2 separate regions of the Mus musculus genome follow, and region 1 is linked to region 2. Evidence: chromatin loops called from intact Hi-C (ENCODE). Cell type or tissue: left cerebral cortex. All regions are shown on one strand. Links, peaks and the distances in the headings refer to the core of each region. The heading gives the core; the rest is flanking DNA. Region 1 overlaps Unc5d (unc-5 netrin receptor D). Region 2 overlaps Unc5d (unc-5 netrin receptor D).

Evidence for each region. Hi-C counts contacts between places; a loop is a spot of excess contacts. Peaks named below come from ENCODE experiments on the same cell type or tissue, not always from the same donor. Only the 100,000 strongest peaks of a DNase experiment are listed, where the experiment ranks them.
Region 1: it touches region 2 in a loop (2.8-fold over the local background); 2 of 42 quality-filtered maps call a loop at or near these places.

Annotation. Positions count from the first base shown.
Region 1 is chr8:28,646,163-28,654,505 of GRCm38, forward strand. It overlaps Unc5d (unc-5 netrin receptor D), which reads right to left. Exons shown (of 18, transcript NM_153135.3): 18 at 555-6,810. The coding sequence ends at 6,606. Among named protein-coding and RNA genes, the nearest start is that of Gm32505, 48 kb to the right of the region's middle. In left cerebral cortex, for the core only: a CTCF peak has its summit at 5,067; DNase peaks (open chromatin) are centred at 519, 991, 1,428, 4,676 and 1 more place; H3K27ac peaks cover 2,077 bases.
Region 2 is chr8:28,991,773-29,000,115 of GRCm38, forward strand. The region is part of intron 1 of Unc5d (unc-5 netrin receptor D); the gene reads right to left. Among named protein-coding and RNA genes, the nearest start is that of Unc5d, 220 kb to the right of the region's middle. In left cerebral cortex, for the core only: a CTCF peak has its summit at 4,651 (motif pointing right); DNase peaks (open chromatin) are centred at 565 and 986; H3K27ac peaks cover 1,216 bases.

The DNA.
Region 1 (8,343 bases), core at 120-8,119, 350 kb before region 2:
CTTAGTAGTTTGTTGGAGGAAGTATGTCACTGGGCTGGGGGTTGTGTTGGGGGTAGACTTTGATGTCTTATAAGCTCAAGTCTCACCAGTATGTTAGTCTCTGTCTGTTGCCTGTGGATCAAGATGTATAACTCTCAACTCCTTCTGCAGCACTATGTCTTCCTGTTTGCCACCATATTTCCCACCACAATGATAATGGACTAAACCTCTGAAACTGTAAGCTAATCCCAATGAAATCTTTTCCTTTATAAGAGTTGCTGCGGTCATGGTATCTTTTCTCAGCAAGAAAACCCTAAGCTGTATCCCTAAGAAAGGGGTGTGTATACACAGACATATGTGTGCAAGTATGTATTTAGGTGGCCTGGAATTCCTTGAAAAAAAATATTTGTTTTTAACATCTCCCAGTGTTTTACTGAGACCAAAGAAAGAAGTGAGTTTCATTACATTTAAAGGATTTGAAAGCTGTCCTCGGGAGAATAGCCTAACACCTGCCAGAATATGATAGAACAGAGTCCTCACTGAGATTTCAAATTCCCACTCATGGATCATATCCTAAAATGTCAAGAAAAGACTCTTTATTCATAAATAACTGGTAAGCAGTAATTTATGCCTGTACATTTATCTCGAAAAGTCAATAACCATCCATTTTGGTTTTTTTGCAAACTCTACATAAAACATCCAAACGGGCCATTTTGTTCAGTACAATATAACATAGCTGTTTGGCATTACCAAATATATATGTATATATATTTATAGATATGTACATGTGCTGAAAAAAGAAGCCGGTGCATCCTTGCTAAGGAGTCCATCCAAGTATTTACTGTACAACATTCAGAATTTACACTGATAATACAAGGCACAAAAAGTGTGGTATGAAGCCAAGGCCATGCTTCGCTTAGACCCTCTCCTGTGGCTTGCTCACTCCTTCAGCTTCATGTCCGAGTTAGTGTTCAGCTCTGCTTAAAATGTTATTTCATATTTTTTTTGGCTTTGAACACATCAAATGAACATTGAGAGTGGTATGGGTTTGAAAAAACTAAATGAATCATTTGAAAGAACACCCCCATGTACCTTCCCAAAATAAACAGAACAAAATGAAATAGGTTTGAAACTCTCCTTTATAGGAGGAGGGAAATATATCACCCATATTTCCAAGTTTGGGCTTAGGAAAATGAGTCAGCACTTCTCTACCTGTCCATGCTGACAATACTTCTAGGTCATGATTTATTGGAGTGTCTGTACCAATCAGACCTGGTTACGAAGAACAGAAATTCTGTTCTTCATGTGGTGTAGAGAAGGAGACAGCCGTTTCCCTGATAGTGGAATTTTGACACTTGGGTATTTCCCTGTTATCGAGAAGTTTTCTATGGGAGCAGGAAGCATCTAGGAGAGGCCCTTGTTGGGGGCTTCTGTTCTCAGCTTTTCTCCCAGGAAGCCCTGGTGGGTGTGTCCTGGTTATTCTCCATCTTTCCACTCCCCATGCTTGGCAACAAAGGAACATTAGAATTGCTGTCTCCACATTTGAGCAGAATGCTTGTGTTTTGGGAAAGGGTCTTGTGGCATGACATTTGGCTTATTCCCTTTAAATATCATGCATTCATCAGAACTCTAGTTGGTTCATTACTGACTAGAAATGTATCCAATTTTAAGGTTATTGTACAACTTTCCCAATTCTGGAATTTCGGTCTGAATCATTTCTTTTCTTTTCTTTCTTCTTCTTTTTTTTTTTTAATGAGTCAGATAAATTTGAAACAAAGGGGCATATTCATTATACCCATGCCTTTAGTGAAAGTATTTGACACATATTTCTATTCCCAAAAAGAAAGTCATTAGCAGGTTCTCTGATATATAATAGAATCAAATGGTGGAACTTTGTGGAAAAAAGATATAACTCCTGCTGAAGTTAATACTGATAAGGGGCAGGGAGCTTAGGCCTGTCGAGGATGCTTCCTGCCTTTTTTTTTTTTTAATCTTTGGGTTCAGATACATGGTTCAGATACATGGTAGGTTCGAAGACATGAAGTTGCAACGTTACTGTCTTAGGCCCACTTCGTGAGGACACCCCAAATCCATGATCTTCACAGCAAAAGGAAAAAAAAAAAGCAATGAGGAGCTGCCTCAAAAACCACAATTATTCTATGCAAGATAAACTTCCTACTTCTGATCACAGTACTACACACTAGTGACTAATAGCCAGGCCTGGCGCCATCCCCTTTGATTCTCAGGGAAAAAAAATTACAGCATATAAATTGCCATTTCAGTTTTGTTGGTGACCCTGTAATGGGGATGTGAGGAGTCCACAGTAGACACTGGCTCTCCTAGAGTTGCTTCTGGAAAAGACACCACATGCTGTCAATACAGCCAAACAGCTTTGTCACCGCAGCTAGTGAAAGAGTTTGGAAAAGAAACACAAAATATGCAACACATCTAAGATTAGTAACAGTTTCACTTTTGTGACATTTGACAAAATACAGTTTTGCTTGTTGTAGTTCAGAAAAACTCTATGCGGACAAAAACAGTGGCAACTATTGAAACGGTGGCCATTCAAGTCTTGGCCCAAAGCATCAATGTTCAAATACAGCTCTATGACAATGAACACCAAAGGGCTAATAAAATGTGGTCACCATCGGTAAGCCCACGCTTTTGTTCTTGCAGGTGCTGTGACTGTCACCTGTAGTCCAGGCTTTGGGAGTTACTAAGTGTTCAGGTTCTGCAATGCTTCATGAGCAATAGAATGAAAATGGGCCGCGCAGTAGGCCAGAGAGGCACGTTTTTCAGCTCCTTCCTCATTTCTGCTGGAATAAAGACCTCAGAGAGTGTTGCCTTAGCATGCCTGATAGCTCTATCATTCAACACATTTACAGAGGCCAGGCAGACCAAGAAACTGAAAATATCTGAAAGGAAAAATCTAAAACAGAAACATATCCAAAGATGTTGTTAACATTCTGAAAGTCACAGGTAAATTCGGTCAAAATGTATAAAACCATTCACGCCATTTTAATTTTCTAGCTTTGCTTTTCATGTTTGATATTTAGAGGGTTTTTTTGTTTGTTTGTTTTTTGTTTGTTTGTTTGTTTGTTTTGTCCAGGAAACAAAATCACTGTAATAAATATTTTACTCCAAAGAGAACCCTGTGTGATTGGACTTAATAGTCCTTCTCATAGCCAAATGAATGAAGAGGAAGAAGAAAAAAAAATACCAGGACCACAGCAGTTGGAGATAAAAATAAGAGAAAAGTTCCTCTCTTTAAAGGAAACTATCTCAATTCCCTTCATCCCTTACAAAAAGGCCAATAAAATTTTGTGGAAGTACATCTGAGTTTTATGAGTCTACCCGCACTGGTGAATGAAGGTAGCATTTAAAACCACAGAACAAGTTTCCTTTTGGATTAAAGAATGCAAATGTAAACTACTCAGACTGTGTATGTGGAGTGGTAGAGACTGTAAATTAACGTAATGCTGCTGTAGTCTAGCAAACCTGTGGATCTCACCATTTTTGTGGCAAAATTTAAACTCATATTTAAAGTATAGATTTAATGTCTCCAAGCACTGAGAAATTTGGCATTGAGTAGGATTGTTTTTGTAAAAAATTTATGTTTTTAAGTATTTAAGGACACTTTTAATTTTTGTTTTATCTTGCACTAGGACAGTGACACTTCCGAATTTAGCGCCCAGAGTAATGTGGAAACCTCTTCCAGGATGGGCATTTGAGCTGTGACAGGTGAAAGTCATGCAAAAGCTTGGGGTCACAGTGAGTCATTGCATGTTCAAGTGTGAGCTAAGCCTTGAGACCTGCAGACCCTCCCTGGACACACACAATCCCTTGGTCTGTAAATCTCACAGACCAGGATTCTCTTTGAAATTTCACTGTAAAATATTATACCACAACCCTGGCATTCAAAGACCACAGAATGTGACATATTTATTTTAAAATCCTGTGTAGCATCCTAGCAGAAATAAGATAGATATAAAGAAGGAAACATAAAAAGTCAAGGGGAACCTCACTGAACCATGGTCTGGGATGTGAGGTGACTCCTGTTGACGCCTCCCTTATTACCTCATGTGATATTATGATCAAGTGCACTTATAAACACAGGCCAAAAAAAAAAAAATCAAACAAACAGAACACAAAACCTGAATCTAATGGGGGCAACTGCAGACACATGGGACCAACCTTCATGCTGTTCCTGCTACCTCACCTTAAAATAACCTACACAGATGCCAGGACAGTTACAATTTTTTATCTGTTTATAATATTATAAAAAAGCTGTTAAAAATCTACAAAGAACGTGTGTAGGTTCACAAAACATATAAACAATTATAAGGCCAATTGGAAGGGAAAGAAGAGAAGTGGATAGGGTAGGAAATGTAAAACAAAAATCTTCCACATAGATGTTAATATAGGATCTCTCTAGAGTGTGTTGCAAATAGTTTGTTACCTAACAAGTGATGCCGATTCTGCCCGCACCCGACCCTACTGTTCATCGTCATCTGGTTTGTAGCTCATCAACCATTTACATCTCTTCTCCCAGAAACTCTATCAGTGATGCCAAGAAGTTCTATATGCCTTTTCTCTTTCTTCTTCACAAGGATGAATAAATAACTTGAGTCTAAGGGAAAATGGTGTTCTCCTGATCCAGATATGGCATTCTGACTAAGTCTGTCAGTTCGAAGATGATTCATTTGTTCAATAGAGTAAGCCTTTCATTCCTGAGCAAAGCAACCCGGGTTCTTTTGATTTGCACACGGCAAAGCCTTTTATGTGATATGGAGGACCTGATATATCACATGCTCGTTAGATAAAAATAGCTAACACATTCAAGAATTCTTCAATGTCTGTTCCAAGGGGTTATAACGTCAACCTGAATTTAGGTATTTCCACTTGGGAAGAGGTTGCGAGCATTTGTTTTCACACAAAGGACCTATAAAAACAATAGCATGTCATGTCCTCATTCCCAAGGATTCTTTTTTGTCCTATTTCTGATCATGCTTTTTCAAACGTAATCATCCTCAAAAAAAAAAAAAGCTAAGTAGCTGCCTGGAAGTTAATGTAGGTGGTTGGCTTGGGTTGTCCTCCTTGTGGGCAGTTACTGAAAACTTCCTCCAGAAGAAGAGTATATCTGTTCATCTTCAGTCTCTCAGAATATTGGTCAAAATGATGTATTCAAATATAAAAGTGTCGTAAAATATAAGATGAAGCTTGTGAATAATCTACAGATTTCAATTCTCTAAAATACTATTGGTGTGTGTGTGTGTGTGTGTGTGTGTGTGTGTGTGTGTGTGTATGTAACTTAAAATGAAAGCTATGAGTTAATACTGTTAAGGAGAAAGTACACATGGTGTGGCTAGGCAGTCAGAGCACAGAAGTCTCTCTGAATGATGCGTATGGTTCCTAGGAAAGTGTGGTAGGGTTCTCTTCCTTGGAGACATTTATTCACTCACTCACTCACTCACTCACTCACTCACTCACTCACTCACTCAGGTGTTACTCAGAAAGGCTATCAGGTAAGTTTCCGAGAGACGATGGCAGGAGGTCCTAAAGCCCTATTGAAACATACTATGACAGCATAGTACAAAAGTTTAGAAGATTTCCAGAATCTGGATCAAAAAACACAGCAAAACACATTTCTTATGTGAAAAATGTTGGAGAACTTGGGTTAATTACCCATCTCCTAAAATCAGCGCTTACTCAAAGCCTGGGACATCTGTAGTCTATATATTTTCCTGGACCTTGTATAGCCTCTCTTATCAACACTCCATAGAATAAGTCATATTATAACAGCACTCTGACATTAGAGTGGCTTGGCTGGGAACAGAGATTGTTTGTCCTGCTCTGTTGAGTTAAAGGAAGTATGTTTCCATATTGAAATGAATAACTATGTTCTTTACTGTCTCCATACTGCAATCTTTTAGGATAGGAGAGAAATGAGTTTTGTCTCGGGAGTGGGTGGGTGGGGGATGAAGGTGAGGTACCAAGAACTAGTTTGAGGTCTATCTCCCTTCTTGATCTTGTCTCTGTTAAGTGACTCATATAATAAGTGCTGGTGTCATGTACTCAGATTCTAAATTCTAAATGCCCTCCCTGACATTGATGACATCTTACTAATAAGTTGGCAATCTGCTTTCACTTCTGAAAGCTAGTCTTATTATGATTTCCAACCTCTGGGATGCCAGTCGGTTGGAATCTGAAAATCTGGTCTCAGGATCATCTGGCCCGTGGGGCAAGTCATTAAAAACCTGTTTCCAAGCATGCACTTAAATCTCTGCCTTCCCGGCTTTATTGTTGTGTATCTGGTTTTCAAAACTACTTGTATCTACAGATACCTTCACTTTTTAATCCTCGGCAGTCTGAATTTGAGGAGCATATCCAATGTCTACCCATGTGTGGATTCAGAGGGTATAGCGGGGTTCTCTTTTTCCCCCACCGTTAACATGTTTTTACCTATATCAAACTCCTTTTCTTCATCCAGGGTTTCTCACTGACTCTCAATAAAGGCTGAGTTCCCCCCCAAATGCCCCGGGGCAGAAATCTGCCCTGTCTTCCCCACTTGAAGCCACTGCTCTGAAGCAGGCCATCACTAGTGCTGCCTCCGGAGAAGAAACAGACTAGAGTCCATTTTGCCTGCTGTAGTTGAAGTCAGCATCATCAATCTGTGGCTCTGTGATGTTGGATAGTTTCGTGTGTGTCCTCCCAATCTCCTCAAGGGCACAGGCGAGCGAGTCGAGGTCCCCATCCTGCTGATGACGAGCTTCCCAGAGGTTCAAAATGACAGCGGAAGGGCTGCTTTGGGTAGCGAAATATGATAAATTCCTAGAGGAAACAAAACAAAGGAGAAATAAATAGGCACGATAAGACAAATGATCTCTGTAAAGAAGTCAGAATTAAGTTTAACGGTTTATTTATTTATATGTATATGTTTGGGCTTGTTTACGTCAAGTTGACCACATGCATGCAGGTACCCTAATGAGACAAAGAGAGTGTTGGCTCTCCTGGAATTGTAGTTACAGGCAGCTAAAAGCTGCCATGTGGGTACTGGGAACCAAACCCAGGTCATCTGCGCAGCATTATGTGCCATTAACTGCTAAGCCATCTCACCAGCCCCTAAAATGACCTTTAAAGGGCAGCAATAAGATAGTGGTGGAAAGTTACACAGAGACAGGCCTGAAGCTGTCTGGTTTGTCTCCCAATGCTATATAATATAGCCATATGTGAGAACTATTCTAGTGCTTTCTTCTTTTGGATCTTCCCATGGTTTTTCCCTTTCTTAAGCTACACATGTGAACATATATGTATGTTTCCCTGTTCACTGGTCTCATGAAATATTCTTTTGCACTAGTTTATATGAAGTAAATTCATTCCTTGTTTTTTTCAAATATTTTCCTCCCCATGTCCTCGACAAATATAATAACTGCCAAGGTTCTGTCTTCAATTTCTGGCCACTCCTCCTTTGGTGCTAAATGTCTCCTTCCCATTTTCTTGGCTAATTAAACTGTTAATAGGGTTTACTATTGACTTAGGTGTGGGTGTAATACCTATCTATCTACTACTTCAACCTTAGTGGATGAGAAATTCTCACTTCAATATCTCCAAGTGACTAACTGTAAGAACTGGTATTTATCATCCTTTTTCTGATTCCTTACCCAAGGATATTAGTTTGTTACCCTTCCTCTTTGTTGTTTCTTCCTTTGATAAACTCACCAGCTTTTTCTTTCTACTCTAGGGGACAGACTTCACTTATATATCAGCATGTTAGGACAGTAAAGGACTTGGAACTCTGTTGCCAAAATCTTGAACACATACTGTATTGCTACATTCTATTTTCAAGTCATAAGAAATCCTGTGTTCATGCCTATCATAGTATGACCTCAATGAAACTATGGAGATTACACAAACACACACACACACACACACACACACACACACACACAACTTCCCCTTCATCTAACACCCTACTCTGTCTTCATTCTTGACTACAAAACTCTGAAAGCTAGAGATCATATTTAATCATTGGCCGAATCTTCCATAGCATTTATCATAATACTGTGACAGGCATTTATTCAACATCCATTAGCTGACATTAACTGAGTAATTGATTCTTACATGTCTTTTCCAGATGATATAGCATCTTCAGTGAAAGAAAAAAAAATGAACCCTAACCTTTTGGACAATAACTTTGCTATGATGAGGACTAAGAAGCACAAAGGATTAAAGGTCAGTGTTTGTCATGGGGACTTTTAAAGTTAGGACAGAAATGTCATTCCCAATGAAATTTTAGTGTTTTGGGAAGAAACTGTTTGCAGAACACTTTCTATTTTGAAGAGAGCAGCACTTTCTACCAGTATT
Region 2 (8,343 bases), core at 11-8,010:
GTGGTTTGTAATTCTTTGTCCCCAGGCTGAACACTTTGAGATCAATTACCTCCCTAACTACAGCTTAACTCTGCCTTTGCCCTTCTTACATGGAGTAACTGAGGGCAAAGAGGGGAAGGGTTACCCAATGGAAGCATAGACTGCAAGGAACAAAGGAGGGTTCCAGGTTGGTTGGTAATAGGATGCACTGAGCAACTAAAGCAGAGCAGTGTACCAATAATCATCTTACACCAATCTTTATCCTTCTGAATCCATCTTGCATTAGAAGTAACTGGAAAAGAAAAAAAAATAAAAATAACAACCACAACAAGAGAAAACCAACAACAAAATACCAATAGCTCAGAAACAAACAAACAAACAAACAAAAAAAAAACCAAACCAAACCAAACCAAACCAAACCAAAACAAAACAAAACAAAAAAAAAAAAACCCAAAAACTAAGCCAGCCATTTTTTTACCAAGTATGGGCAGAAGGATAATTTTGCACCCTAGCTAAAGGAAGATGAGGGATGTCCTGGTAGGCAGGAGAGTGGGAGGGTGGCAGATGTCTTACTCTGCCTTTTAGAAACACATGTTTCAGAGTAGAGTCCTGAATTTGTACCCCCTTGAGAGACAAGACAGCCAAGAGGCCTACAAGGACTGAACATAGATAAACACAGAACTGGGCCAAACAGCAATTAGGAGAAGAAATTAACAGAGAATGCCGGAGGACTTTAGCCTCTTTTTTCCCTGTTCCCTTGATGACACATTTAGAAATAAATGTTAAAGGAACAAAATTATTCTGATGTGTTCATGCCTTGCCTACTTTTTAGACTCTGTCGTCAGACTGGCCCCAGTAGGAGCTCCAAATGGCCACTGTTTAGATTGCCATCGCCTGGGGATACCACACGTTTAAAGTTTCCTGGGAAATGCCACGGACTTTCAAATTAAATTTGCCTTAGATTTCCTTTTTAGCAAAGCTACTTTTGAAGTCCCTTAAAATACAATGCATTTGTTCTTAAATCCCAAGCCTCCGTTTGATGGAATTTGGGTGTGCAGATGGGCAAGCTCATAGTGACTAAAAAAAGGAACTGTGGGATTCTGGGATGCAAATTCACTATCATCAGGGCGACAGAATGCTACTGGTCACAGGGATAGAAATTCTGAGGTTAGGGAAAAACACAACAGCAAGAAAACACTAGCTTTCTGCCATCTGACGCTAGATAACAAATAGCTTTCCCTACTTTCCTGTGGAGTCATTGGTTTTCCACAAGGGAGGCTGTGGATATTCAGCTGAGTTTTGCATTCATGCTCAAGACAGAAGCCTGCAGGATTAATGCATTAGTTAATTCCCTGCTATCACATGCTAAACAGCTTTTTTTGAACTATACACATCAATTTGTTCTAATACTAAAGGCTCCCGCAGTAAAAAGATATGAAAATATTCAAAGTATTCTAATGCATCCCGAAGCTCTTGGGTCAGAATACTAATGCCTCCATCTAAGAGGCCATAAGTCTGTTATCTTACCATCAGAAGTCTTTCACGGGAGTCCATTTAGACAATAAATACCTGTGGATCAGGAACAGTGAGTAATATCCATTTATTTGTTGATGTGATGTCCCTCTTTGTCTGCATGTGTTGTGAAAATTCATCGCTAAGGCTAATTTCGTGCTTTAAATCAATGGATTCAGAGAAAGCCTGTGTCTATGTTTGTGTCCCTTTGTGGCCATATTGTGGTAACTAGAAGACCATCATGTGGCTGAGTGCTTGGCAATAAGAGACATCAGAATTATCTTCTTTGTGCATGCACACACATACATACATCATACCAGTGTGCATGGTTTCCACAATGTTGAATCACACAACTATCTATCAAAAGTAATTGATTATAATGTACTAGACACAAGATCACTGCACTGTGCATGCAAGGGTTCTGTGCCCTTGATAAAGAGCTCACCATACACAGAAAGCCATTTATATTTCCTTTACAGAAGCAAAAGGAATAAACTACCATTCCTTACTGGAAGTGAGCTGCAAGGTAAGCAGTGTGAGGGCATCGCCTGAAATGTTAAGGCCTTCACAAAGCAAAGACCTGAATTAGTGATTCATGAAGAAAATTTCAAAAGCAAGGGACTTCGTTCTCCCTTTCCATGTATGAACATAAAATTGAGAGGAGGAATCAACTAAGAGAGAAGAAAGATATGAACCCTATAGACAAAGAGACTGTCAGAAACAAGTACAAGCTAAACGTAGCTCTATTCAGTAATGGGATACATTCCTAAGATCTACCCTAAGACATCGTGGTACAAGAATAAAAAACGAGTGCTTCGCTATAGGATATGTTTGCAAATCAAAACTTCCTCGTGATTATGGTTAAATTGTTAGCTTGAAAATGATTTGTGACCTCAGGCAAGTTCATTTTACCTCTTAGTGCATGTTTTTTTCACTGACAGTACTGAGCTAATATAACACACCAGTTTGTACTACTTTAATGACCAAATGTACCAAATTCATATAAAAAGGCTAAAAAATAAAGTCTGATACCCAATAACTATTTTATGAGGTTTTGCTAATATGTGAGCTAATCACTTAGTCTTCTAACTAGGTAAGTAAATTTTATAAAAGATTATTAGTCTTTTATTGAATGGCTGGTTGTTTTCAGAAAGCACTGAGCAGCACATACCTTTCAGGAAAGGCAGGTAATAAGAATACCTGTGTTATGAATCATAGAAAATAAATATTTTACTATGAGACGTGCTCCAAAACAATATTGCTTTTCTCAAATTCTAAGATAAAAAGGTCAGTCTAGGACTGGAGGGATGGATGTCCCATGTGTCCCTTGCAGCAAAAGCATGAGTGTCTGAGTTCAGATCTCTAGCACCCATGTAAAGGCTGGAGATGATGGCCTGCACCTGCAACTCCAACAATGAAGAGGCAGATATCAGGAGATTATTGGCCAGGCAGTCTAGAAGAAACAATGAACTCCAGGTTCAGAGAGAGACCAAGAGGGAGGGAGAAAGAGAAAGAGGGAGGGAGAAATAGGGGGAGGGGAGAGGGGAGTAGAGGGGGAGGGGGACCAGGGGAGAGAGAGAGAGAGAGAGAGAGAGAGAGAGAGAGAGAGAGAGAGAGAGAGAGAGAGAGAGATTGACTCTGACTCTTTGTCTTAAAACATGAGCTGTAAAACAATCCAGAAAAACAGACAACATAAACCTCTGGCCCCAACATGCTCCTACGTGGGCAAATACAATCTCACACAGTGTGTGTGTGTGTGGGGGGGGTGTGTGTGTGTTCATAACAGGTAAGTGCTCTTAGAAATGGGTTGTTCACCAATTTCCCTGTGGTTTGAAAATCAAAATGTATCCTCAAACCTCTTTCAAAACTAGGTCACATAGTCTAGTTTTTATAGCATGGGCCAGTATCACACTAAAATAGCAAATGTCCTATACTATGGCACGAAATGATTTGACTTTGGAAATATCCTAAATATCTAGACATAGTTAAACCCAGAAAAGTTCTATTTAAGAATCACAACACCAGCTAAAACTTAGGCAACAAGAAGTTCTCAGATCCATAATCACACCAGGATACTGCTATAATTCAGTTCCTCAATACCTGGTGAAAGTTCCAGAATAACTAAAAGTAATAAATTTCATAAGGAAAAGACTGATATTAGCTAATGTGGACAGATGGGAAACTGCGGAGAAGGAAGGTAAGCAGGGTTGTATTCTGTAAGGACAGAGAAGGAAAAAAAATCACGAAAACAAGTCTGGAGTTGTGTCGTACAACCAAAGGCCACATCTTAGCCAGTAGACCATCTTTGTCAATGCAAGAGACCAACTCATTCATAGAAGAGAGTCTCTTGAAGAAATGCAAACATATTAAAATAATATGTGAAAACCAAGGCCTGCAGCCAAGGTTAGCAGGATAGAAGAAAGACTACAATCACTTTATGGAGTATCTTGTTTGGTTGGATGGTTGGTTGGTTTTGTTATTAAAATATATAATGGAGTACCCGAAACAAGCAAAACTGACAAAATGCTGGTATTAAATCATTCGAGTTTCCCAAATAAAGTTATAAGATCCTAACTTAAGAGGCTATATGAGAACAGGAAGAAAGCATGCATTGCTTACTGATTTATCCAAATTTACACAAAATAAATTCTTTTCAGTGAACGAACACCAAATATGGAAGACTCAAGATGCTCTGAGCTCACGCATCATGGTACAGACAGCCTGAGAGGTTCCAATCATTTGTTGTTTTTAAAAAAAATTGTGAATCATTCCATTTGTTTCCATCTCAAGCGATATCCCCATTCCCAGTTACCCCTCCATCACCCCTGAGTTCTTTCTGCCCTCTCCCCTCTCACCTGAGTTCTGTACTGGGTCATAAGTGTATAGTTATGGTGGCACAAAAAAAGGTAGCTAGAAAGAATACCAGAGGACCTGTCTAAGGCAAGAGACAAAATGGGATTATAAAGGCAAGGCTTAATAAAGGAAATTTGAGCAGTTCAATCAAGTACACACCAACTTGGAAGATAACAGCCTATGGCTTTATCTGAACCCTGTATTGAACAGGAGAAAGGCTCTTGGGTACCACTGAAGTATGCTGAGGGAAGGGAAGGTGAAGGGAAGCAGAGAGTTAGGCTTCTAATTACTCCCAGCTGCTCTGCAGCTGCTGCCCACCAGGAGGCACTAACCTAAAGTGTCAGTGACTTCAAGGAAGTTGATAACAGTGTTACCTATGTAGGAAAGTGATTATAATAGAGGCCAGTATTGTGTATGTTCCTATGATTATAGGAAGTTACGGTCATTCATCCTCTCTGTGGTTATATTTACCATCAACAGCTTTCAAAGCAACTGGAGTAAGTCTTTTTAAACATTTTTTGCAAGTCTTTTTAAAATAGTTTCCTCAAACAATCATATATATGTTATTAATTATTTCATTTACATCCCAAACTTTGCCCTCTGTTCCCCTCCATCTGCCCTCCCCTTCCCCTCAGAGAGTGTGCTTCCCCCAGTATCAGTTTCTACACAATTAGGTGCATCCTTCCCACTGAGGCCAGGCAAGGCAGTTCTGGTCTGAGGCCCCCAACACATGTGGGGTCTCAGACCAGCCTGTGTATGTTCTTTGGTTGGAGGCTTATTCTCTGGGAGTTCCCAGGGGTCCAAGTTAGTTGATAGTATTGATCTTCCTGTGGGATTGTCATCCCCTTCAGTACCTTCAATCCTTCCCCAAGCTCAGTCCAAGGCTGGGCTGTCAGTATCTGCATCTCTCTCAGTCAGCTGCTGGTAGAGCCTCTTAGGGCACAGCCATCATAGGCTCCTGTCTGCAAGCACAACATAGGGTTAATAATAATGTAAGAGTTTGGTGCCCACCCATTGGATGGATCCCAAGGAGGGCTCATCGCTGGACAGCCATTCTTCCAGTCTCTGCTTCATTTTTTGTCCCTGCATTTCTTTTAGACAGGAGCAATTTCACATACTCTTACCTAGCATGTCTCAAGCTCTTTAAATTTCTTAGTAATAAGAAATCAACACACTGGAATCCCATACTCTATTGGTCAAAAACTTTGTGTATTAACAATTAGTCTGGAGTCGTTGTTTGTTTTTGTTGTTTTTGTTTGTTCTTTCTCTGTATAGCCCAGGCTGTCCTGGAACTCACTCTGTAGACCAGGCTGGCCTTGAACTCAGAAATCCACTTGCCTCTGCCTCCCATGTGCTGGGATTAAAGGTGTGTGCCACCACTGCCTGGCTTAGTCTGGACTCTTTAATGGTGACATATAGTGTTGGTGACCAGAGTCACTAGAATTCTGAAGCCAACAGCTTTACCCATCCCCTTTCTTTTTAAATGTAAATTTTAACTTATGGCCACCATGATCCTTAAAACACATTGTTTTCTAATAGATGACAAATGATTTTGCTACTATAGGTCAAAAATTGTGCTGGAAGCAAAGGGGGAAGTAGAAGGTTAGAAGGCTCAGAAAATTTTGCAGGAGATAGAAACACCAAGGGATGTTGTCAAGGAAAATTTTAGATCTTTCAGTGAGGTAGGGTGGGATGTTTTACTTCATGGTAGAGCAATCCTTCTTCTATTTCCCATGTAATGGATCCTCAATAGAAATGCAGCAGGCAGTGGCAACAGAAAACAAGGGGAAGGAGGACAGTGCTAGATTTTTCTAATCTCTCCACCATTAAAAGGCTGGGAGGATGCATATAAATGGCTTAGGGTAATTTTTCCTGACCTGTAATCTGTCTTTCATGGAGATCCACAAGTCAGTCCACCAAAACCATGGACGACTGTAATATGACCTGGTAATTTACAGGCCGTTTTGCTTATGAGGCACATATTTAAGGACTTCAAATGTCATTTCAGTTTGAGCATATCTCCTAGAAAAGTCAACCTCCCCACCCTTTGAAAGAAGAGATAATAGACAAGGTCAATTTTAATGACTCAAAGGACAGAAAGATAATGCATATCAATAGAGAGACAGGAACATTAACTCTGGCCTGGTGCTCACCAGAGACAATGCCTTTGATGACCTGGTGATAATTTAGTGATAAGAAGCTCTCAGGTGGAGCTGCAGCTCTCATGCTAGCTAGAGGTTTGCTCTTGAACAACAATGCCCCCTGCAACTGTCTCATTCTTCATATGAAAACATAGACATGTGATGGATACACTTTTAATGGACTTCAATTCAATGGGCACCTAGTAGGTATTTATAGATTTGGTAATAAGCATTTACTATGTATTTAAGACCACTAAATAGCCTTTCTAGTTCTTTGCAGTGTAGCTTTAGGCAAAATGTTTCTTTTTTGTGCTATGGTGAGAAGTAAGCCTACCTACTCCAGAACGTATTCAAATTCAATGAGCTCCTACAGAGGACATTTACAACAGTGGCCAACAGCATCTGTACCATCATGTCTGTTCTGTGGATAACAGCAAGGAAGATGGCGCAGTAATGAGAAATACTGTGCTCAGTGTAATTCACCTATGTACCAAAGGGGAGATGTGTTAAGGTTCAAAAGGTACCTGCTCATGAAATCATAAAAAACAGCCTAGATAGAGATGAGTCCCCACTTTTGAATTTGGACAAACTCACAGGCCATTGGGATGAGTGGAAATTAACAAGCACCTGATAGGTAGAAGTTGGATTTCCTCTATAAAGCAACAGTCTTAAATATTGGAAAGCAAGTCTAATACCCTAGGAATTTACAACATAAGGTGAGCCAAGAACTAGAAACTACTAAGAAGTCCAGAAAATCTGGATGTCAAGGCATGTTTAATGAACACTCAACCCTGCAACAGGTTTTATACAATAGACTGGAACCATACACAATTCTTCCACAAAGATCTTTCAAAGACTTGAAAGGGTGGATGGGATTTATGCACAAATGAGAGTGGGTTAATTGTATAACTGGATTTTTCTTTAGTACTGAAAAAAATTGAATCCATATCTAGCATCAAATAAATGTACAAATGGTGATAAATGTTAGCATCAAAAAATCAAATTCATGAAGCACTATGTGACTTTGTATTTGATCTTGTGTAATGGGCTCTTTTAAGGTAAACAGTGAATTACATCTCAATGACTTATACAAAATGTAAAGTCTTTTCAAATATAATAAACTCTATGGACACCCAAAGATTCTATGAATTGCATGTAGCAAAGCCTTTATAGTAACTAAGAAAAAGAAACCAAATATCACTCACACTATTGAAACTAAATACAAGACTGTATTATAAAATCCTAATCAGAACAGCAATTACAAATCAGACTTTTGTTTTCACACTTATATGTAGTTTTGGAACTTTCTTAACTAGCCTTTGACTACTTTTAAGTGATGGCTCAAGACTTATGTAGTAAGCAGGATGACGTGAAGCAGATCCAACTAAGGGAACATGCCTCCTAGAATACCACAATTCCCCAGGATATGCTGTTGGATCTCACCCTAGGACTTTCTAATTCCATTCAATTGGCTGCTGGGTCACTGTACAGGGAAAACAAATTGGATTTTCTTTCTGAGGTAAAATGTTTATAGTCCCAATTAAAAAAAAAAAAAAAAACTCCACTGGAGGATTTAGAAAATAAGGAATGTAACAGGAGTTCACAGAAAATTTGAGATGTAGAAATTTCTGGTGAGTTCATACTTTAAACTACTGGGCAACAGATAGAACCATAGGCTTGAACTTTTCCACTGCTTCATGAGTGTAAGTTAATCCACTACTATGTTTCCATCTGCAAACCAAAAATAATGAAGGCACACAATACTATCTATCCATCAAGACTAATACAATGCTTCAAAGAATTGACATTAATGAGGAGCTCAGGACATATCTCATAGTAAATATACGCTTACTTTGGC